Regions from separate parts of the Homo sapiens genome. Here region 1 is linked to region 2. Evidence: chromatin loops called from intact Hi-C (ENCODE). Cell type or tissue: PC-3. All regions are shown on one strand. Links, peaks and the distances in the headings refer to the core of each region. The heading gives the core; the rest is flanking DNA.

What was found. A loop is a pair of places that touch in the nucleus more often than their neighbours do. Peaks named below come from ENCODE experiments on the same cell type or tissue, not always from the same donor. Only the 100,000 strongest peaks of a DNase experiment are listed, where the experiment ranks them.
Region 1: a loop joins it to region 2, with 8 times the contacts of the local background. A loop is called at or near these places in 3 of 110 quality-filtered maps.

What each region holds. Positions count from the first base shown.
Region 1 is chr7:132,139,429-132,150,926 of GRCh38, reverse strand. PLXNA4 (plexin A4) reads left to right here. Exons shown (of 32, transcript NM_020911.2): 26 at 2,281-2,384; 27 at 2,928-3,027; 28 at 4,227-4,417; 29 at 5,639-5,808; 30 at 10,116-10,328. Among named protein-coding and RNA genes, the nearest start is that of PLXNA4-AS2, 120 kb to the left of the region's middle. RefSeq lists a silencer at 11,091-11,291. In PC-3, for the core only: no CTCF peak of the experiment used is centred there; a DNase peak (open chromatin) is centred at 5,246.
Region 2 is chr7:131,683,503-131,695,000 of GRCh38, reverse strand. No RefSeq gene overlaps it. Among named protein-coding and RNA genes, the nearest start is that of PODXL, 130 kb to the right of the region's middle. RefSeq lists a silencer at 5,672-5,721. In PC-3, for the core only: CTCF peaks have their summits at 2,570, 2,776 (motif pointing left) and 5,703 (motif pointing left); a DNase peak (open chromatin) is centred at 5,680; H3K27me3 peaks cover 2,843 bases.

The DNA of each region.
Region 1 (11,498 bases), core at 1,637-9,636, 460 kb before region 2:
TTTCCGGGCATGACTCAGCCAGGGTTGTTGAGTATGGCCGCCCAGGCTGTGCACTGCACAGCTCTAAGGGGAATTGTGCATCATGGTGGAAGACCTGCCCTGGAGCCCAGAATCAGTCACCAACTGTCATTGCCTAGTTGGCCAGGCCATGTGGTTTATTCATTCAGATGCTCCTGAGATGTGCTACAATTCTTTATCAGCAAGCAGTGCCCTTGCAGTTGCTAAGCTAGAGGGCTGTCTCTCCACTGGCACCTTCTCCTTCTAGTCCTAGCAAGCCCCATGGTCACTTCAGTGGAGGAGACTCCCTTGGGCCCAGCCAGAGGACTTAGTGTCCAGAGCTGAGTTCATTGCATCCCTCTCCCTACCCTAAATATGAGGAAAGCAGAATGCTGGCTCCTTTTTTTTGTTGTGCCCCAAAGCTGTTCCTCCACCCCTATGTAGCCTCTGACTTAACCAGGTGCCACTCACCATGCAAGTGGGGGAGGCTCACTGCCGTATACTCCCCAACCCAGACTGGTGTCCACCAGCATCCAACTGCACAGCACATCAGCTGTCTGGCCAGCTTGGAGAGATTCCTCTTCCTTTGCTCCAACCACTCAAAAGTGCATGCATGCATACCTCCATAAAATAAAAAACAAAACAAAAAAACTGAAGAAAAAAACAACACAATAACAAGCAAAAACGCTAGTGACCAGATACCTCAGTGAGGCATTTTCCCCTTTGCCTATTAGTCTAACCACCCCAGACCATAATCACCATGAGCAATCCCAGCTGTGACATCCACAGGACTAAGGGATGGATGGTCCCCAGAGACTTCTTGCTCCAGTGAACAAGCATGTAGTCCCTATGCTTTCATTCCTTTGACCACCTGACATGATGCTAAGCTGTAAATCAGGCAGCAGGGAAGCCCCAGGGACTGGAGCCCCAGGGACTGGAGGCAAGGGGCTTAGATTTTAGGAGCATCTCTGCTATTCCAAAGGGCATGCCATCTGTGAAATGGGGTTGGCAGCACAGACCACAACAAATACACAATGCAGGGAGGAATTGGTGCTCTCTGCCACAAATGTGGCTGGTCATGGACCAGCCTTGGCAGGAGGGAAACGAGGAAGAGAATCTGAACATGTGGCTCTGTGAGACATAGGAAGAAATCCCTGGTGGGTCAAGCAGTGACTGCCAGGCCACTTAATCCAGCAACTAACGACACTCTGAACGAGCCCAGCATTCTTTGCACATTTCAGAAGTATCAGCATCTGAGAGGCATTGAGCAGGATCTGGGCTGCCTGGAAACCAAACGTCTGGCTTCTTGGCTGGAACACACGTTGCATTTGAATTTAAGAGGCTGTTTTTCCTTTCTGGTATATGTCCATGAGAATGGTATGTGTGGATGCGTGAGCTCATACATGTGTGTGCTGCATGAGTTTATGTGTGTCTGACATGCACATGGATTTTCATGTGTGTACATTTCGAGATAAGAATGTGCACTTCTCCACCTACACGTGATTTGTACCAAGTATGGTGGTGGGGATTTGGTTGATGAGAAACAGCCTCCCATTTCCATGTGTGATCCATCAGTAAGCCCATGTATTGTAGGTGTTTGGACCCGTGAGAATAATATGGGGATGTAAATATATCCTTGTAACATCAAACAATTAGGTGTTGGATAGATTACAACGTTGATATCATTTACATAAACTTTGCAGGGAATGGGATGTTCATGGGCGTGAGAATGGGTTTTGCTGATTTTTTCCACACTCTTTGACCCAATCTCCCTGACAAGGGTGACACACCTGCCAGTTTCACCCTGTAGGATACACCCCTGGAACAGGTCTGGGGCTGTTCAGTGACTGAGCCTACAGCCTTGATTTCATCAGCTCTAAGAGCTTCCAAACAAGTCACGCTACCACAACTATGCCACTTTGCATTTGCCTCATGCTTTGTCAAAGCTTAGTGTTTTATTATGTGCCTCTTTTGTTTGGCCAATACTTTTTGAGCACCTACTTTTTACAGATGTAGCCATTCACAGCAAGCAGATGGGCAAGGGTGGATAAGTGATGTTAGCCCCATTTTGGTCACATAGTTTGTTGGGCTTAGAACCAGAACTGGAACTCAGGGCCTCTCTGCGTTGAGAGCTTTGGCACTCCATTTTCGCAGGAGCATGTGCTAGCACTTGCAATGGACACACCCTTGAGCTAGCACTGCATAGGTACCTACACAGGGTCCTCAGCTTCCCCACAAGAGGGGTCATAGGGCCTCTCTGAAACGCCACCGCTCTTTTGGCAGAGTGGCGACAAGGAAGTGGGGCAAGGATGATCTTGCAGGATGAAGACATCACCACCAAGATTGAGAATGATTGGAAGCGACTGAACACACTGGCCCACTACCAGGTGAGGGGAATGTGGAAAGGGGAGGAGCTAGCCAACTACAAGTCCCTTGCCCTGGAAATCATTGCCCTGGAATAACAGGGGTAGACACCAAGCCCCTCACCAGCACTCCATGTTCCCTTAGTGATCCAGAGGAAATTGGTGTCTCCCAGCCAAGAAACCAGGAAACCCTGACCTCTTTGGAGATAGCATCCTGACATGCACACTTTCTGCAGGGCATGGGCAGAGTCCCCAGGGAAGGCTCTCCTGAGAAGTTCCTCTGGGCATTTAAGGCTGGGTCATCTTCCAGGGAAGCACTGGGATTGAGAATGCTAGGGAGGAGCTCTTGCCAGAAGTTACTCCAAGAGAAGCCACAAAACAGAATACTTGTCAGTATCCAGATCTGTGTCTTGTTCTGCTCCAAGGAAAGCTGACAGCCTCCAAAGTCCCCTAGTTCTCCAGCAAGGCACCAATTTCCCCTTAGTGCCAAGTTCATCATGATTTGTCCTTATTTCCTGGAGTGGCAGAGCTGCTGTGCCTAGGCCCTGAGAAGCTTTTTCCCTGTAGGTGCCAGATGGTTCCGTGGTGGCATTAGTGTCCAAGCAGGTGACAGCCTATAACGCAGTGAACAACTCCACCGTCTCCAGGACCTCAGCAAGTAAATATGGTAAGATCCCACCGAGTGTCCTAGGGAGGCCTGGGTGTCCTGAGCAGCTGTTGTCATGACAGCAGCATAGCCAGAAGGCAGGAGACTCTTGGAGAGGGGAGATGGGGCATCAGACAGGCTGACCATCGGGGAAGAGAGCCAGGTGGGGGAAGAGGACCCTGGTTTCAGTCGGGCACTCTGATGCATAAGCAAGACCTTCATCCACGAGCAAAAGAAGTAAAGCCAACTTTCATGAATGTCTTCCAGGCTGTGTGATAGCTATTATCTCACATCATGTTCATAACAATCTAGTGAATTAAATAATTATTATTTCCCCCTATTATGCAGATTAGTACATTATAACTCAGGTGCACAGAGGCTAAATGATTTGTAAGAGCCACTGTTATTTTGCAGTGGAGTGCAGGTACAGACCAGGTGCGAGGCTCTGCAGTGGTGAGGAGAGGGTGCTGGAGGTGGGGTAGAAGCCAGAAGAAGCCCTGTTCTGCCCTATCTGTGTGCTTTGGGGCTAGTCATCTGACCACTATGAGCCTTGGTTATTTATTTATTTACCAGAAGAAGAGACTGAAAAATCTACCGACTGAACAGGATCATTCTAGATAATCAATAGATGAATACAGAGAATAGTGCCTGCACACAGTAGGACCGCCATTTCTTTTTCCTGCTCAGTACTCATTTCACAACACTTCACAAACACTGGCAGGAATTTCAGCAAATAAACAGGAATAATTGGCGCAGGCCAGAGGGGAGGACAGACGAAGGTGAGCAGGTTACCCAGTGATTACTCATCCGATCAGCGGTTATTGAGGGAGACAGGCTACCTGCTCTTAAGTATGTACTTAATTGGCTGCACAGAACACATCCTGAGACGTGACTTGAGAACTCTTACAAGGAAAAGCATTAAAAAAGTACAGGCTTATATTTTTACAAATTGAATAATTAAGGGTTGACACGATGCAGAGTACAGGAAGAAGGGGGAGATCTGAGTGGGTAGAATTAGCCACAGATAGTTTCCTGGAGGTGGTGAGAAAGGCATCCCAGTTTCAGGGAATGCACCAAACCAAGGCAAGGTGACAGCACCGACCAATGGCAGGAATGATCAGACAGTCGTTGGCTTCTGCCGGAGCAAGGGATGCATGGTAAGTGATGGGCTAAGGCTGTGTGGCCTCACATATGTCGGGGGGTGATCCTTGCCTTGGCAGAAAACATGATCCGGTACACGGGCAGCCCCGACAGCCTCCGCTCACGGACACCTATGATCACTCCTGACCTGGAGAGTGGAGTCAAGATGTGGCACCTAGTGAAGAACCACGAGCACGGAGACCAGAAGGAGGGGGACCGGGGGAGCAAGATGGTGTCTGAAATCTACCTGACCCGACTCCTGGCCACTAAGGTATCAGACTTGAGAACTGGGTGCAGGGAGCCCAGAGGCTATGGAGAGGGACTTCATCAGCCCACAGAAATGCCAGAGTAGCCAGTACCCAGCATTCATGCTGGTGCCCACTCTATTACCCACCCCAGGAGGCACTGCTGACCATTCCCCGTACCGAACCTCAGAATCCTTCTCAATCCAGAACTCCAGGCAAACCCTGCCAATACATCAGTGTTGGCATGCAATCTGAAGATTTGTTTCTACCCCTTCTCCATGCCCTTCTGAAATACTGAGACTCTAACTGCCTCTTTTCACATTCTTCTGCCATGCCTTATAAAAGAATGATTTCTTCTCTGTGGTATCATCTACAATCTCAAGTTGGGGAAGTCGGGGCTCCATCACGACTTCCCAGGCACCATATCTTTTCTTTTTTTTTTTTTTTTTTTTTTTTGAGACAGAGTCTTGTTCTGTCACCCAGGCTGAAGTGCAGTGGTGCAATCTCTGCTCACTGCAACCTCCTCCTCCCAGGTTCAAACAATCCTCCTGCCTCCCAAGTAGCTGAAACTACAAGCATGCACCACCACGCCTGGCTAATTTTTTTTTTTTTTTTTTTTTGTATTTTTAGTAGAGGTGGGGTTTCACCATGTTGGCCAGGCTGGTCTTAAACTCCTGGCCTCAAATGATCCGTCCGCCTCAGCCTCCCAGAAGTTGGGATTACAGGCATGAGCCACCGTGTCTGGCCTCCGGCACCATTTCTAATCCTGGTTCTGGGGACGTTGCTTGCCTGCAGTGCTAGTCTTTCACTCCTGAGACTGGGCTCAGCTCTGCTCTCTGCAGAGCCAAGTGAGTCACTGTTCATTAGCCAGTGTGAGTAATGCCCAAACAAAGCCAGCAGATTGTGTTTGTCTGCTCTGACCAAGTGAGTGTTCATTAGCATTTGTGAAAAGTGCTAAAATAACACCGCCAGAGGGTGTTCAACCAAACCGTGTTGTTGGCAGAGGAAGCCTTACGTAGGTCCAGTCATCAGTGTTATATCTCTTTTCCATGTGCAGGGGAAATTTAAAGCTGTTAGAGACAGATGAAATGGGAAAAAATGATTTAATGCATGGACTTACCCAATTTTACCCAAGTAGGGTGGGCTGTATACCATCCTCCCCTGCCTAGGTCTGTGAGGCAGGTTTTAAAAGCCATCCTCAGAACTACGTGAGTCGAGCTGTGTCTGGACGTATCCTGCCTCTCCAGGGCACACTGCAGAAGTTTGTGGATGACCTCTTTGAGACCATCTTCAGCACGGCACACCGTGGCTCTGCCCTGCCCCTGGCCATCAAGTACATGTTTGACTTCCTGGATGAGCAGGCTGATAAACATGGCATTCATGACCCGCACGTCCGCCATACCTGGAAGAGCAATTGGTGAGTGAAGGGAGGGCAGGGGGCACATCGGGAGCCCTGAGCCCACCCAGCCTCAAGTTAATGGTGGTGGGACTCTGGGCCTCCAGGAGAAGGGCTGGCCAGAGCCTGTTTTCATCAGCAGGGACTCTGAGCAGGCACATTCTCTGGTCCTCCCCATCCACTCTTCCTAGATTTTTGTGCTCACTCCCTCTCTTACTTCCCTCTAGTCAAATCTGTCTGTGCATCTTTCTTTCCTATCACTTAGTCAGTTAACAAACATTTATTGAACCAGCTGAAGAAGCAAGAAAAATATGCCAAATGTCACGGCCAGGACACTCTCCCATCCAAGTACCTCCTGGGTGCCTGTGATTATGCTAGACACGGGGCTAATCAGACATGGCCCCTGCCCTCAATGAACTGACAGATGAGGGTGAGAGGCAAGGAAGTCTGCTGGTGTGGGACAAATGCTATGGAAGATGGAGGATGTGTCGTGTGCAACCAGATCTTAGAAGGGCAATGTCTAACAGTGACTTGCAAGCAGTTTTGAAACACACTTAGGAACCAGCCAGGTGAACAAAGGGCATTCCTATTCTATTCAAGCAATTGCTCTCTTCTCTTTTCCAAGCTCTGTGTGGTGAAGAGACCTGCCCTTAACCACTATGTCTTCCTTTGAGACAACAGGATTCTCCAAGTACTAATTGACACTCTAGGTGTTCTCCCCTATGATCCCCTCTCTCCTTTTAACATGGATCATCCTTCCTTTCACTTGTGAGTAATTTGTATTTCAGGTTGAAATTTCAAGATCGCACATCAGTATTCAGCACTTAGTACGGAAGCTTGCATAAAGCTGGGTCTCAATAATTATTGATGAGATGCAGAGCCAAGGTGGTCTCTGGTTGAGAGCTCTACCTGAGGCAAAGCTGGCTTATCCTTTGTCCCATTGCTTCCAGAACTGCCTCCCTGTAGCTTTTCCAGATCTTCTTCCCCAGATCATTCTTCTGAGGCAGTGTGGGCCTGTTGCCCGCACCAACAACTGCTAGGATGGGCAAAGCATTAGGGCTCAGCGAAGCACCCTGGCACCTAGCCCTGGGCCCCAAAGCAATGCACAGATGAAGGCAGAAGTCAGGCTTTGGTACCAAAACTGTATTCAATGTAGTATACTCTGGCTCCTCATCCTCTTCACCGGGAGAAGAGACTATCCCTGCTGAATATGAAAAACCAGGTAGGAACCAAGGTTGAGACCACAGAACCAAAGCATGGGGTTTGCTCCCATATTAACTCCTAGTGAGAGAAGACCTTCGTTCTGGGGTTCTTCCAACCTTTCTGAAATAAGACTCAAAAATCTAGATTGCTCACTCAGTGTAGCAAAACTTTGTGATGCGATTTCCTCCTTTTAAAGCTGTGCTGGGTCTGATATCTCCCAGGACCTGCCTTTAGGTAAGATGCGTTTAACTCTTCTAGACTTTGTGGCGTGACTACTGGGAGCTGTTCAGTGGGGCATGTCCCCAGCCTACCAATCTGCTTCTGTTAGTGAGTCTTCCTACTTACTGCCTCCATTGAATGTTAGCAGCCTTCAGGAAATTTTTAAAAAAAAATGCTCTGCCCAGAACTTCTCTCGGTCCTAGCTGGAGAAAGTTGGGTCTTTCTAAACATTTCTACCTGCTTTTAGTAGCACAGTGCAAGAATATCACCTACAATGGTATCTAAACCATTTGTTTTCACCCCATCCCTCCTGCTGGGGCAAGGCCACCTCCAGGGGTGCCATAATGTCCTTGGAGTGGAGCCAAATCTTCTTGGATGCCAGCTCTTCCAAGTACTCAGGTCTGAGCAAAGGAAATCCCAGAAAGTAGACAGTTTCCCCCAACCCTGAGGACACTTTCCCCCAACCCTGACTTGATCTATTGCTATGCTGAGGAAGACACAGTCTGGGAATTTTAAGATCTGCATATTGACTTGGAGTTAATTGTCTCTGATGGAAAAGTGATTATTTTTTTATTCCTGGCCCAAGGTGTAACCCACCCTCTCCCCACCCCCTTCTTCCACAGTTCCCTACCTCTTCTCTTTTAAATAAACCTCCTGCTCATTTAGCCTGAGTGGCTGCAATCAACCAGAGATTAGTGCCACCACTAATGTTAATAATATGCTAATATTTCATTAGGCGGGAACCTCAGGTGGGTGCTGTGGCTTCCCTGTTTGCTGTGCCTGTCAGCAAAACTGGCTTGAGGACCGGGAAGCATAGGGAAGAAACAACCGGCAGAGCAAATGTGGACTCCCAGAGTCCCTATCCTTGGTGTAACTTGTGGAACAACAGGAAGATGTAAACAGAGATTTCGTTAGCTGGAAGTCGTGAGTCCTGCATTCAGGGCTCTGAGCCCAGCTGTCAGGAAGGCTGGGCAGCTGGAATGACCCCTACTTTCACCTGGGTGTTGTGGCTGTCTGAGCTTTCCTGGGTGCCATCCCATTATTTCCTATTAGGGATTTCCAGGGATGAAGCAAACACCGCCAAACATTTTCAGACCTCAATGCTGCCTGCCTGAGTCCCGCCCTGCACACTTTGTAGGAACTTAATAGATCCTTGTCGACTGATTGGCAGTCTTGAACATTAGGTTTTCCTGTATTAATAGCATTTGTTATTTGTACATGCTGGCTGCTGGGAGATAGAGCAAGTATAGAAATATTGTACTGGTTCTATTGAAATGATGTAATTCAAAGAATTTAAGTTCTAACGAGCAAGCCAAACACATAATGAATATTCTAACTATTACCATCAGTGAGAACAACCACCAAAACAATAAAACATCAGGGGAAATGGCAGGAGGCAGAGGTGGGAGCAGAGGAAAGAAGTAAGCAATCCCTTGCATGGTGCCTAGCCCTCTTTCCCACCTGCGTCCAAGCAGGCTGGTTGGAAGCCGTAGGATTATAGCCTGCAGGGATGGCTACAGCCAAAAGGGGCAGAAGGTCCCAGGATTGGGACATTATAAGCAACAGGCTTACAATAGCAGACTGCAGGGCACACTTTTCCCTCTTTGTCTTTGTTAATGCAGATTTCCTGTCTGCAGCCCATCCTCCACCACCTTCCTCCAGGCCTCACCCTGCTAAGAAACACACAGGCCAGGCACAGTGGCTCACGCCTTGTATTCTCAACACTTTGGGATGCAGAGGTGGGCAGATCAACTGAGATCAGGAGTTCAAGATCAGCCTGGCCAACATGATGAAACCCCATCTATACTAAAAATATAAAAATTAGCTGAGTGTGGTGATGGCTGCTTGTAGTCCCAGCTACTCAGGAGGCTGAGGCAGAAGAATCGCTTGAACCCAGGAGGCAGAGGTTGCAATGAGCTGAGATCGCCCCACTGCACTCCCGCTTGGGTGACAGAGCAAAACTCCATTGAAAGAAAGAAAAAGAAAGAAAGGAAAGGAAAGACTTACACAAGTTTTAAAACTCCCACCATCAAGTGCCCCCTTTGTGAAGGCATTCTGGACACTGCCCTCTGGGTAGGCTTGATGCTTCCCTTGGTCCCATGCTGGACCCTACACATCCCTGGTCCTAGCACCAACAGTCCTCCCGGCATGTAGTTGATTTCATGTCTGCCTTTCCATGAACCCACCAGAATGCAGGCTTCTTGAGAGCAGAGGATGTGTCTCATTCATCACTGTATCCCCAGTTGCAAGCACAGTTCCTGGTGGGCAGGAGGTGCCAACTGGAGGGGAAGGAGGGAATACGATGGGGCCCATGAGGTGGGTGAATGTGGGTTTTCAAGCGTGCCAGCTTAGAAATGAAAAATCAGTCAGCTACACTGTACTTCTCAGCCCCAGTAGGAGTAGGCTGAGAGGCCCAGGCAGGGAGGAAGGGTGTGACTTCTGCCAAGTCATACAGTAGATGGCAGAGAGTCAGATACAAAGCCTAGATTCCAAGCAATTCCTTACAGTTTGCCAACTAGATGCTCTTGTACCAGGCTTAGGAGCAGACAGACAGAGAGTTAGAAATTCCGCTTTATAGCATACATCATGGCTGCCTTTTAGACCAAAGGGAAGATGATGAGCCCTGCCATCAAGGCTGGGTATCAAGTCCTCTCAAGTACCTACCAACATTATATCTCTGGATGAATTATTCAGCCTTGCCAGTCCTCAGTTTCCTGGAAGGTAAATTGGGGCCCTGCAGACCTGCCTCACCTCCCTTCCCTGGCACATCCCATCCGCAGCATAGAGAAGGCTCTTAAGTTCTATTAGTTCCCCAGGCTTCTCTCCTTCTCCAGAGACCCCTCCTACCCACACCACAGCCCCACTGCCCCGTCTTTCCTGACCATCTGCCTCTTCCTTCCACGCAGCCTGCCCCTGAGGTTTTGGGTCAACATGATCAAGAACCCGCAGTTTGTGTTTGACATCCATAAGAACAGCATCACAGACGCCTGCCTCTCTGTGGTGGCTCAGACCTTCATGGACTCTTGCTCCACGTCAGAGCACCGGCTGGGCAAGGACTCGCCCTCCAACAAGCTGCTGTATGCCAAGGACATCCCCAGCTACAAGAATTGGGTGGAGAGGTGAGTGCTGGGCCACGGAGCCAAGTCAGGGCCCCTTGCTGGAGCCAGCAGCTCCCTCAACAAAAGGTCCCCTCCCCATCAAAAACCAGCTGTGTTTCCAGATGAGTCATTCACAAAGCCTAATCCTGCCACTGCAACACCCACACCCCCAAGTCCCAGTGCTGCTGTCCCCTGAAACCAGAATAGGAAAACTTGGCCAGAGGTTGCCATGGTAGCTCAGCTTCCCTAGATAACAGGCCCTGGAGCCTAGTGGCTGAAATGTCTTCTAGGCCCAGAAAGGAGATGCGGCTCCCAGCTCTGATCTTCACCACCCACCCCCCAAAAAATAAATAAAAACTGTCATCATAACACTTCAAGGGGCCAAACTACATCATTGCTGCAGAAAAGGCTGGAGGCCTCTACCCATCTGCTACCGTCTGGCTGGCAGTTCCCAGCATTCAGTGGGGATGCCTTTGTCACTGTCTGAACAGTTTCTCACTCTCCCCATCCCTTGACTCTTGCATGAGCTCTTAATGCCCTGGTTCTTGCAGCGTTGTGATCAAATCCCAGTGTCCTGCAGAGCTCTCGTGACTGAAGGTCCCCCTATGAGCCGCAGGGCTGGGCTCTTCCTAGGGCAGTGCGACTCATGGTAAAGAAGGTTAATGGTTTGTCTGAGCCACATCAGCTCCATACGCCAAGCACCTGAACTAAGCAACCAGCTGAAGCTTTATTTATTCATCACAGAAGCCCTGTACTAGGGAGAGGACAGGAACTATAAGCTCCTTTTATGCCATGAAGGTGAAGAAATATACATGCAGAATGGCTAAGTAATCTGCCCAAGATGATTTAAAGAACCAAGATGAAACTAGATCCCAAGCCTCTTAGCTGACTCCCAAATAACCTTCCTACTTATTTGCGTTACTTTCAGACAGGGCCTCTGCCAACCCATATGGTGCCTCTGTATGGTTTAAGAAAGATGCCCCTTCCTACAGAATGAGGTAGCCCCACACCAAGTGCGTAGTTTGCTGAATGATGGGCTTTGTCACCCCCAGCTCATCCTCTTGTCCAAGTACCTTTGTGCAGTGAATAACCTGCGCAACTCTACATGGCAGTCCTGCATTTAGACTTTCTCTTTATTCTAAGTAGCTTAAATATAGGAAACCTAGAGGGAAGCTCAGATATGGTGCCTTT
Region 2 (11,498 bases), core at 1,479-9,478:
TCTTACCAATCGGGAGAACGCTCAGGAAAGGGACACAGAATAAGTATGGGTTTTTTTGTTGTTATCGTTGTTTTTGTTGTTGTTTTGTTTTGTTTGTTTTTTTGAGACAGAGTCTCCCACTGTTACTAGGGCTGGAGTCCAGTGGCGAGATCCTCCCAGGTTCAAGCAATTCTCCTGCCTCCGTCTCCCGAGTAGCTGGGATTACAGGTGCCCACCACCATGTCTGGCTAATTTTTTTTGTATTTTTAGTAGAGACAGGGTTTCACCATGTTGGCCAGGCTGGTCTCGGACTCCTGACCTCATGATTCACCTGCCTTGGCCTCCCAAAGTGCTGGGATTACAGGCGTGAGCCACCACACCCGGCCACAAGTATGTTTTAAAGCTCAAAGGCAAGGCTGAAATGCCCAGCTTAGGATAACAAGGGTAGGATGTGCTCAGGTTGCAAGGAACAGGCTGGCGGCACTGGAGAGGCCCTAGCTTGGAGCAGGAAGATGGAGGGTAATTTCTCACCATCCTCTACTCATCCTGCTTTAAGCTGGCTCTGTCCCCTCAAGTGGGAGCCCCCTGCAGGCAGGGACTTCTTTGGGGGGATTACTTTATTCCCAGAGCCTAGAAGAGCACATGGTCCCCCTCCCAGGCACATAGACAGGTCAGGTGCACACAGACATGTGGGCCTCCTCCCACCATCCACTGCAGGCACTTGGGCCAGCCATGCAGCTGCCGCTGTGACGTTGAGGTCCCTGGGGACCCAATCCAAGGCTAACACTTCCAGACCCGAACTCAAGAACTGCCTTGTCCTCCCTCCACCTCTCTTCTCAGTACCATTCCCCTGACCCATCTTTCTGGTTTTTCCCACTGCCTCTTCCCCAAGATGTGCCCCTCGTCTGTTTCTGTCTCTTTCCCTCTCTGGATCTGTCCCATCCCTTCTCCTGGATCTGGCCTGCCCCATCCACCTTGTCTCTTCCCCCAATCTGTCCCGCCCTCTGTCCAGCTCTGCCCTCTTCTTCCCCAGCTCTGCCACAGCTCTGCTCCCAGTCAGTTCTGCTTTGCCACATGCCCCACTCGGCCCCCAGTGCTGGTCCTCTGTCCTCTGGCTCCATCGTACTCTCCCCTGTCTGTCCCCACATGTGGACCCACCAATGGTTCTCTTTAGGAGGGAGGAGGGGCTGGGTGCGGTGGCTCACACCTGTAATCCCAGCATTTTGGGAGGCCAAGGCGGGCAGATTACCTGAAGTCAGGAGGTTCAAGACCAGCCTGGCCAACATGGTGAAACCCCGTCTCTAACTAAAAATACAAAAAAATATTAGCCAGGCATTGTGGTGGGCACCTGTAATACCTGCTACTCGGGAGGCTGAGGCAGGAGAATCACTTGAACCTGGAAGGCAGAGGTTGGGGTGAGCCGAGATGGCACTCCAGCCTGGGTGACAGAGTGAAACTCCATCTCCAAACATAATAAATAAATAATAAAATGGGAGGGAGGAGTGAGACTATTCCTAGAGCCCAGAAACACCCCCTCCCTAACTGAGGGAGAGAGAATACACACCTGGTATGTAGTAGAGGCTCGATAATGTGTGATAAACCAGTGAGTGAATGAATGAACACTGCAGAATGAATAATTAAATAACAGTACGCCTGGAAAGCTCAGGAGTGCAGAGAACAGAACCCTGACATCCTCACCACAGGATCTTCTGCAGCATGGAGTACTTCTCAGGTGCGAGCAAATACTGTGTTCAATCCCTGCTTTCTGGGGAGAGGGAGCTTGCGAGAGAGGCCCTGCATCACCCAGGAAAGCAGGGTGACCTCCAAGGCACAGGACAGGGCTGGCCATTGTTTCAGATGGCAGAGAGGACAATGGTGCTGAGGGGCTCCACCCCACCTTGAGGCCCCCCCTCAAAAACTCCCTCTAGGCAAAAAACAATAACAGAAACTCTAGATGCAGGTGAGTTGATCTTTCCTCAAGGGGTTGCAAGTCCCTAGAGACCCTGGGCCAAGCCCTTTGTGGTTGCAGGCACCGTCCTGCAACATCATCCTGCAATGCTGCCAGATGCTGAGTGGCAGGACCCATCACTATGAGTGGAACCTGGCACCTGCCTCCAGTCTCAATTCAGTGGCGCTGACAGCCATGTCCTGAGGGGCCCAGGAATCCAGAAAGGGGAAATGGCTGAGCCCAGTGCAGGGGCTTCCAAAAGCTAGAGCAGCTGGGAGCCGGGGTTCATGTCAGGAGTTTGAGTGCGGTCGGAGGGGGCTGAAGAGACAATGGTGGGGGCACAGAGGACAGCCCCTCTGGTCCATGCAAGGTCAAGAGGGGCCTGGGTGGAGGCTGAGAGCCTGCCTCAAGGCCCGCTGGGTGGGTGTGCCCTTGTCATTGTTACTACCCGGGCTCAGCAGGATACCCTAGAGGACCTGGCCAGTGGAATCCATCCCATCCTCTGCGTTCATCTGAGCCACACCCACGGTCCCCCCCACCGTGTGTTACACAAGCAGCCCCTGAAGGCCACCTTGGCCTCCCCATTAGCGTCACCAGGACAACTCCCCCTCTCAACCCCTGCTGCCCAAAGGAAATCAGCACGTGTTTCCAGGCCTGGCCCCCACGGTGGCCCTGCCGCATCAGGCCCTCTGCTCATCGAGCGCGCACACGCGGCACAAGTCATTAAGACATTCTCGACCTGCGACCGGCAGGCACACACCCACTCACAGAGGTGGCCTCATCGGAGCCCAGGGCCGTGGCCGGGAAGCGCCGGGAGGGTCCCAGGGATGCGGTGCTACTGCCCCCTGCTGGCAGCTTCTGGAACACCGCGGGCTGATGACAAGACAGAATACGCAGAAAGGCCTCCTCCCTTCCTCCACACAGCTTTACAACAGGGAACATTCAGGGGTGCGGCCCTCAGTGGGGACGTGGAACTGGCTGCGGCCAGAATAACTCCCAGTTTGCAGAGAGGGAACGGGCAGCACAGAAAAGGAGAGCAGGGGGAGGAGGGTGAGAGATGGGAGCTCGCAAGCCAGCCTGAAGAGTAAGTGTATACACGCCCCTGCCATCTGCACTGCCCTTCCCAGGTTACAGAGCACGTTCATGTTCACTGAACATCACAGCTCTTCCAGACGACCCTGAAAGGCAGGGGCAGGGCAGGTAGGGTTCCTTCTGTTTTTCCAGTGAGATCATGGAAGCCCAAGGAGCTGGTATCCCTCAACTACAGTGGCACAACCAGGTGCTGGGCTGCACCCAGCATAATGTCTGCCTCTGCTCTGATGTGTGATATTGAACAAGTGTTTCTGGGCCCCTGTGGTGGCCCCAGAGCATGAGAATTTGTTCTGACAAAAACTTCCTCTACCCCCAGAGCCAGACCCAACCTGTTGCCTGGTGACAGGCAGGTGTGGGCGGGGAGAGGCTGGGTCTAACAGTGGTCTGTATTCTCCATAACAGACTGGAAGGCACATTAAGTAGAGATAAGCAGAGGTCTGAGAAAACGTAAGTATTGTAGAGCACAGAGGTCCCGCCCCAGCGTAGCAGCTAGACAGCCCCTAGGATGCTGAGATGCTGGGCTAGCCCCCACAGCAAGGCTGGAGTTCGGATGGTTGATCATTTAACCTTGTGCTCCTGTTGCTTTCCAAGTGTCCGGGAAGAGCCAAGGTCCATAGATAAAAGCAGCCACAGCCGGGCACAGTGGCTCACGGGGAGGCCAATGCAGGTGGATCACCTGAAGTCAGGAGTTCCAGAGCAGCCTGGCCAACATGGCGAAACCCCGTCTCTAATAAAAATACAAAAATTAGCCGGGCATGGTGGTGGATGCCTGTAATCCCAGCTACTCTGGAGGCTGAAGCAGGAGAATCGCTTGAACCCAGGAGGTAGAGGTTGCAGTAAGCCAAGATCACACCACTGCACTGCAGCCTGGGTGACAGAGTGAGATTCCATCTCAAAAAAAAAAAAAGAAAAAGCCACACACCCTGGGTGTGCAACAGGCTGGAGTTGGACTCCTTCTTTTGATGATGGAACCCTCGTCCTCCCTAGGGACAGATCATCTCAAGTCAGCTTCCCCAAACTTCTATCTGGCATCTCCCAGATTCTCCCTGTTCTTGTCTGATCTCCTACTGCCTCTGCCCTAACCATTGCCCAGAGCTCCCCTCCTCCTGTCCTGCCCTTCCCCAAGGCTATGGCCACACCAGGGTCAAGGGCACAAATGGCCCTTCCAAGCACGAGTAAACTGATTGGAGGAAACAAACCCATTCCTCATCCCTGTCTCCAAGTCGCCACAAGCGATAGCAAAATGCATCCTCTGCTCCGGACCGAGGAGCCGGTGACAAATGGAAGACTTGTTCTTCCTCTGAAATTTTTTTTAATGTTGAGAGAGGAGAGGCGGAATATTTATTAGTGCGGAAATGGGACTTGTCGGAGCCTGTGAACGCCCCCACACGTGTCTGTTCTCAAGGAACAAGAAAGACAAGTTAAGGAATCTAAGACCCTTGTGAGCCATGAAGCAGTCTCTCCAGAAATAAAATGTGTACCCAAGCAGGGGCTCCAATCAAACACTTCCACCAGCTAGAAAAGGGGGCCGCCAGAGGGGAAAATCCAGCCCAGCTCCTACCACCACCCCCGGCCCCACTGCACCGTGGACAGTCCACCCCAGCCCTCTCACACCTGACCAAGTACTGCCATCCTTCGCCCCTCCCTGCTGCCCTAGGGCCAGAGGGGCTAAGGCAGCTCAGAAATAGGCTAATTCGGGTACAGGGAATGCTTCCTGCAGGAGGCATCACCTCACAGAGAGCTCTGGGGTCTTTACCCGCTGTGTTCAGGTCTGGCCTGGGCAGCTTTGAGCCTCGTGGCCTTCTTCCCTGCTCACTCCCTCATTCATTCAGGGACCACCCTCCCTCCATGTGCCAAGACAGTGCTGGATCCCATGGGGAAAGAGAGATGAGTAAGACCCTGTCCTTGTCCCCCATCATGGCTGAAAGGGACAACGGGCAACCAAAAGTCGCATTTCTGTGTCGTGTTACTGTGTCGTGAACTTTGACTCAGTGACCTCATCTCAGGTTCCAGGGTGAGAGCTGGTTTCAGAGCTGCATTGCACAGAAGAAGAAACTGAGTCCCAGAGAGATGAGCGGTGGCCCAGCCTGAGCCTGACCCGCAGACTTCGCTCCACACGCTTCCACCCTCCTGCCCGCGGCTAAGCGGCAAGGCTGGTCCTTCGGCCATCGGAGGAGTGGGTTGGATCCTCAAGACAGAGACACGACTACTGGCTGGAGTCCTCAGCTCTGAGGGTGCGGACTTCCACCCACAGTAGTTTCTCACACAAACCAAAAGTCCCCTCCGAAGAGCAGCCCCAACCAGGCGGAGGGGACAGATAACCCGTTTCTGAAGGCTGAAGCAAAGTGGAGAAGTCAGGCGGCCTGAACCAGAGCTCAGAACTGAGGTCCTCGCTGGGGCTGCCCAGGACCACCTTCAAAAGCCACCGTCTGCAAGAGTAACCCACCCCCCCCCCCACCGACAACTCCTGCCACACTCTGTATACCCCAGGGGCTGGACATGTCCGTCTAAAGAGGCTTTCTTGAGGAGAAGAAGAAGATTCTGGCCTAGGCTCGCCCTATCCAATTCTCTCCACACCTTCCTGTCCACCCAGTCCCCCAGGGGAAGCCAATAACCCCTGCAGCTCTGTGGCTGAGGCCATCCCTGCCTCATGTGTTGGTCTCTCCTGCCCTCTGGTGGACAGATCCCAGCAGTGCATCCTGCATAACCCAAATGGAATCACCTTTCCTTCCAGAGCCTCTTCAATCTCTGTTCCTCTTCCCACAGGATCCTGTATCTGGGCCCTGCACCTCCAGGGCCATACTGAAGGTGGAGGTTGCTCTCTGCTCCCTCACTCCCATTCCCCTTATCTCCTCCTACAAATCAAGACCACCTCCTTTCTGACCCCAGCATTCGGGGACCTTCTGGCCTAGCGTCCAGCTCCTTCTGCGTAACTGGTGCCCTGCCCCTGATGCTACTGGGCCTCCCCTGCACCATGACCCCTTCTCCCTGGGTCTCCTTGCCTGGATCTCATCCCTGCTGCCTGCCTGCCAGTCTGGTCTCCTCCCCCACTGAAGGCTCTGATCGTAGGTAAGAGGCTGACCTGGCCCTAAATGCCCAGCTGTGGCCACCAGCTTCAAGGCTCTGGGCAGCCTGTTTCTGAGCCTCTGCTTCCTTGGGCTTGCTGGATTTGCTTGCTGGCCTTGGTTCAACCGACTTCAATTTAACTGGCATTAACCAAGCAGCTCTGCTCTTTAGTAGACATTGTCCTAGGAGCAAAGAGAATAACAGAGGTGAACAGGCTGCAAATCAGTCTACCAGGGAAGGCAGACACAGCAAGAGGTACCCGAGCAGAACGTGCTGGGTGCTGAACCAGGAAGAGCGTCTGAGGACAGCAGGGCCTGGGAGCCCCAGGGAGAGGATTCATGGGGAAAGTGACCTGAATCCTAGGCCGATGGGGGAGCAGGCTCCCCGGCACGGAGCAGAGGGGATGCTGGCTGTGACAACCACCACTACTGAGCACGCCTTTACCTACACTATTCTCACCTCGCCCTAATGCTGAAGTTAAAGCTGATATTATCCTGCTTTTGAAAGATAATAGAGCGTCAGAGCATTAGGGCAGACAGCCCCGGGTCTCATCGCTAGCAAGTGACTTGAACCTGGTGCCACATTCAAGGCACCATTCTGTTGCTTCCCTAGCAGAAGGCAGAGCGTGAGCAAACGTGTGGAGGCTGGAAGTGGCAGCCCACTCAGGAATAGAGAGTGTTTCCAGGCAGGCTGAGACAGCGCCATGTGAGCATGGGACCTGCACTCTCAGAGCCACACAGAGGGCGGATGAGGAGGGCAAGACGAGGGGTGGGTGACCGCATGGCCCTCACTCTCACCCTTCCCTTTTTTTTTTTTTTTTTTTGAGATGGAGTCTCGCTCTGTCGCCCAGGCTGGGGTGCAGTGGCATGATCTCTGCTCACTGCAACCTCCATATCCCAGGTTCAAGCTATTCTCCTGCCTCAGCCTCCTGAGTAGCTGGGACTGCAGGCATGCACCACCATGCCCGGCGGATTTTTTGTATTTTTAGTAGAGACGGGGTTTCACTGCATTAGCCAGGATGGTCTTGATCTCCTGATCTCATGATCTGCCCGCCTTGGCCTCCCAAAGTGCTGGGATTACAGGTGTGAGCCACCGTGCCCGGCCCTTCCCTCCTTATTCTAAAAAAAAACCTTTGGTTTTTATCTTAGTACTTGTTTACCCTAAATACAAACTGTATTTCCTAGCCTTCCTCACTGGTAGATGTGGCCATATGGTTAGGGGCACATGAGTAGAACCTACATAAACAGCTTCCAGGTGACGCTTTGAAAGGAAGGAGAATGGCTCTTGCACCTCTTCCTGCTGGCTGGGTTGTGGGCGAGGTGGCAAGGGGTGCCGGCTCATGTAATCAAGGGCATGCTGCAGGAACAGCAGAGCCACCACACGGAAGATGTCACGGGGCTGTCACACTGTCCTGGGACTGCTTATCATCAGGCATTACTTGTGAAAGAGAAATCTACTTCTCTCACGTGTACGCCCTTATTTGGGTCTCTGTCACGGCAGCTGAACCTGAATTCTAGCTAACATAAAAGCTATCACAGGGGTCTCAGCCAGACAGCAAAGTCAGAGGCAATGGAAGGGAAGGGGCAGGGGCGGGAGATCCTCAGATGCTGTGGAGACAACTCCGATAGGATTTGGCATGTGGTTGAATGTGGGCGGTGGGGAAGGAGGACCGGCAAGGCATGAAGTTGACAGCAGAATGGAGGTATTTGAGACAGGCCATCCTCTTCTTTGCCATTTCACTTCTAGATCTCACTTTCTCCTGTGTGCATCTCCCCTTCTTCAAGACCTCTCCTTTCCCTGGGTTCAAAAAATCACTTGACCAAGACCTCTCCTGCCTCTGCCCCTCACATGTGCTTCTCTTTGCTGGACACCACCCCCAGCCCTGCACCACCCAGCCTGGCCACTTCAGGGTCTTTTATAGACTCTGCAAACAGCACCTCCCCACTGGAAGCTTCCCTGACTGCTTTGAGCTGAGCTAGGTCCTCAATCTCTGTGCTCCCTTCTGACTCAGCATGGATCCCACCAGGAACTTCTGGAGGGCAGATACCTTCTCTTTTTTTTTTAAGAGACTGGGTCTAGGCTAGGCACAGTAGCTCATGCCTGTAATCCCAGCACTTTGGGAGGCTGAGGCAGGTGGATCACTTGAGGTCAGGAGTTCAAGACCAGCCTGGCCAACGTGATAAAACCCCATCTCTGCTAAAACAAAAATTAGCCGAGGGAGGTGATGCACAACTGTAGTCCCAGCTACTCGGAAGGCTGAGGCAGGAGAATCGCTTGAACCTGGGAGGCAGAGGTTGCAGTGAGCAGAGATTGCACCACTGCACTCCAACCTGAGTGACAGACCAAGACTCTGTCTCAAAAAAATAAGAGACCAGATCTCACTCTGTCACCCAAGCTGGAGAGTGGTGGCACAATTACAGCTCTCTGTAGCTCCATTTCCTGGGTTCCAGCCATCCTCCCACCTCAGCCCCCGAGTAGCTGAGACCACAGCAGTGCACCACAGTGCCTAAGTGACCATATTCACCTTTGGATCTCAATGTCTAGCATCCTGCCTGGCACATGATGGGCACCCAGGAAATGCCATTAGCCAGGATTTTCCTTTATCCCTGTGCCTGGAAACCACCTCCTGGCTCCCTGTCACCATTCCCCCTCGGCAGTCTCCACCCATCTGAGTGGCAACACTTAGATGAAACAAAAGCAAACCAGTCAGTGTGGAGAAATGAAGCCTCTAGAAGTAATGTCAGGTAACTTTCTTCAGCTGCCCTCCCCCCACTCTGATTCAGAACTGCCATTATCAAAAGGTAATAGGTTTCCATAATCTTACTCCCCATTTGGGCAGAAAACCATGAAGCATGCTTTCCCAAGGATGTTTAACTTGAAATCTTCCATACCTTAAATTTAGGTCTCCATTTCAGAAATGATGCAGGCTTAGATGAAAGAAGACAAATGTCATTATTTTATGGAGAGGAAGTTATGAAACACCACACATGTCAAATCTCCATATACCTTTTCCTCCTAATGCAGCAAAATGATACCTTTATACCGTTCATTCAAAGGCTCAGTAAGTCGGCACAGGGAGATGGGGCTGCAGCAGTAATCATCGATGTTTCTGGTAACCCCTGGCACCAATCTACTGCATTCTAAACACATGAAAGGCTTCCTCAATTTCACTCCCCATCATCATCAGCCACAACAGGTATTTATTGACTGCCTGTTATACGTGGGACATTTGCTAGGTGCAAGGAAAGAAAACTTGAAATTTCCCAAAGATTTTGAAAGGGGAAAGATCTGTACTTTAGAAGTAAGTTATCTGCCTCTTAAATGAGCCATGTGTATAAAGAAGACAATTGCAGAGACTTTTATAGAGATGGTCTAGACCGTTGTACATTGTCAGATTGCTCCGTGTGCAATGTTTGCCAAATACAGGACAAATGATGCCATCATAATTATTCAACGGCATGGTAACCTAATCGATGCGCCAGACAAAACCTTCCAAAGAGAATCTATAGCTCTTCTGATCCTCACCCAGCCCTGCCAATTACAGACAGGCAAAATATTTCCATGGTCTCCTTCTCTGTCTTATCATGAGAACGTGCAGACCAAATCTGTGTTTTGAAATCAAGAAGGTCTGAAAAAGGCTACTTATCTCCAAATGTAGTCACACGTAGATTTGAAACAAATGCAATGGCTTTAGGGAGGAAAAAGACAGAATTCTTTGAACACAAAAGCTCTGCATGCCTTTTTTAATGAGTTCAGAAAATGATAGAAACGTTATCGTCCTGCAAATGCTCACTGAGTCACGGCAGCAGTGCGAAGCCTTTGTCACTCATTTCTTCAAGTCTCTTTCCACATTCAAATCACTCTTCATCATTAGTAGCAGGAGATTACAATTTACATGATTGTACTCATTTGTGCAAGAAAACATGAAGGGAAGTTTCTCAATATTTTGATACAGGTTTTATACATCTGCCAGGCACCATTTCTTTTTTTTTTTTTTTTTTTTGAGACAGAGTCTCACTCTGTCACCCAGGCTGGAGTGCAGTGGCACAATATCGGCTCACCGCAACCTCAGCCTCCCGGGTTGAAGCGATTCTCCTGCCTCAGCCTCCTGAGTAGCTGGGATTACAGGCGCCCGCCACCACGCCCGGCTAATTTTTGTATATTTAGTAGAGTCGGGTTTCACCATTTTGGCCAGGCTGGTCTTGAACTCCTGACCTCGTGATCCACCCACCTCAGCCTCCCAAAGTGCTGGGATTACAGGCGTGAGACACCGCACCCAGCTGACATGTACCATTTCTATCAAATGTCTGTGTACTTGTTTTTGTTAAATGTGGAGAAAGAGGACTCTATTCCTTTTTAGTATGGAGACTGAGAGAGACCAAAACACAATTTCTTTATTCTAAAAGATGAGAGGGATCAGGCATGGTGGATCAAGCCTATAATCCTAGCACTTTGGGAGGCTTGAGGAGAGAGGATCGCTTGAGGCCAGGAGTTTGAAACTAGACTGAGCATCATAGCAAGACCCCATCTCTACAAAAATGAAATAAAATAAATAATTAGCTGAGCTTGGTGGCACGTACCTGTAGCCCTAGCTGCTTGGGAGGCTGAGGCAGGAGGATTGCTTGAGCCCAGGAGTTCAAGGCTGCAGTCAGCCATGACCACATCACAGCACTCCAGTCTGGGTGACAGAGTGAGACCCTGTCTCTAAAAAATAATATGAAAAAATGAAAGATGAGAGGACTGAGGCCCAGGAAGGAGCATGAACTGTGATGCAAGGAACAGGGGCAAGATTGCCTGGACAGGACCCTGAGACCTCACTCTGGATTTCCTGGCCACTGAGCTTCCCAAGCCCAACTTCTCATGGAACTGGTGGGTTTCCTCCCCAACCTTCACCTACCGTTCTGCAGAGGAGCTGAAACTTATGAAACCAGTGAGTTTCCTCCCCGACCTTCACCTAACCCTCTGCAGAGGAGCTGAAACTTCTCATATGGAACCAGTGGGTTTCCTCCCCGACCTTCACCTACCCGTCTGCAGAGGAGCTGAAACTTCCCACAGCCCCAGGTCTCCAGGCACTGAGCAGCTGGTGTCCCCAGACAACTCTCTTTACAACTGGCACTGAAAGCCAGACAGCCCAGCACCCCGGCAGTGAGGATTCCCTCCCCTGCCATCAGTTTGACCCACCCTTGCCACATAGGAGCCAGACCCCAGAGGGTAAAGTCCTCCCATTGGGATGCAAGGCCATTTTGCACACCCAGCAGAGCACCTGGCCCAGGCAGGCCTCTCTGGGGATAAGGGATGGGGAGAGAGGGGTCTGCTGACTCAGCCTTGTAAGTTTTCTTTACCCATGCCCCCATCCCTAAAAGAACTTTATTCCTTAACATACCATGTGAGATTGTGGAATGTGTACTGAGTC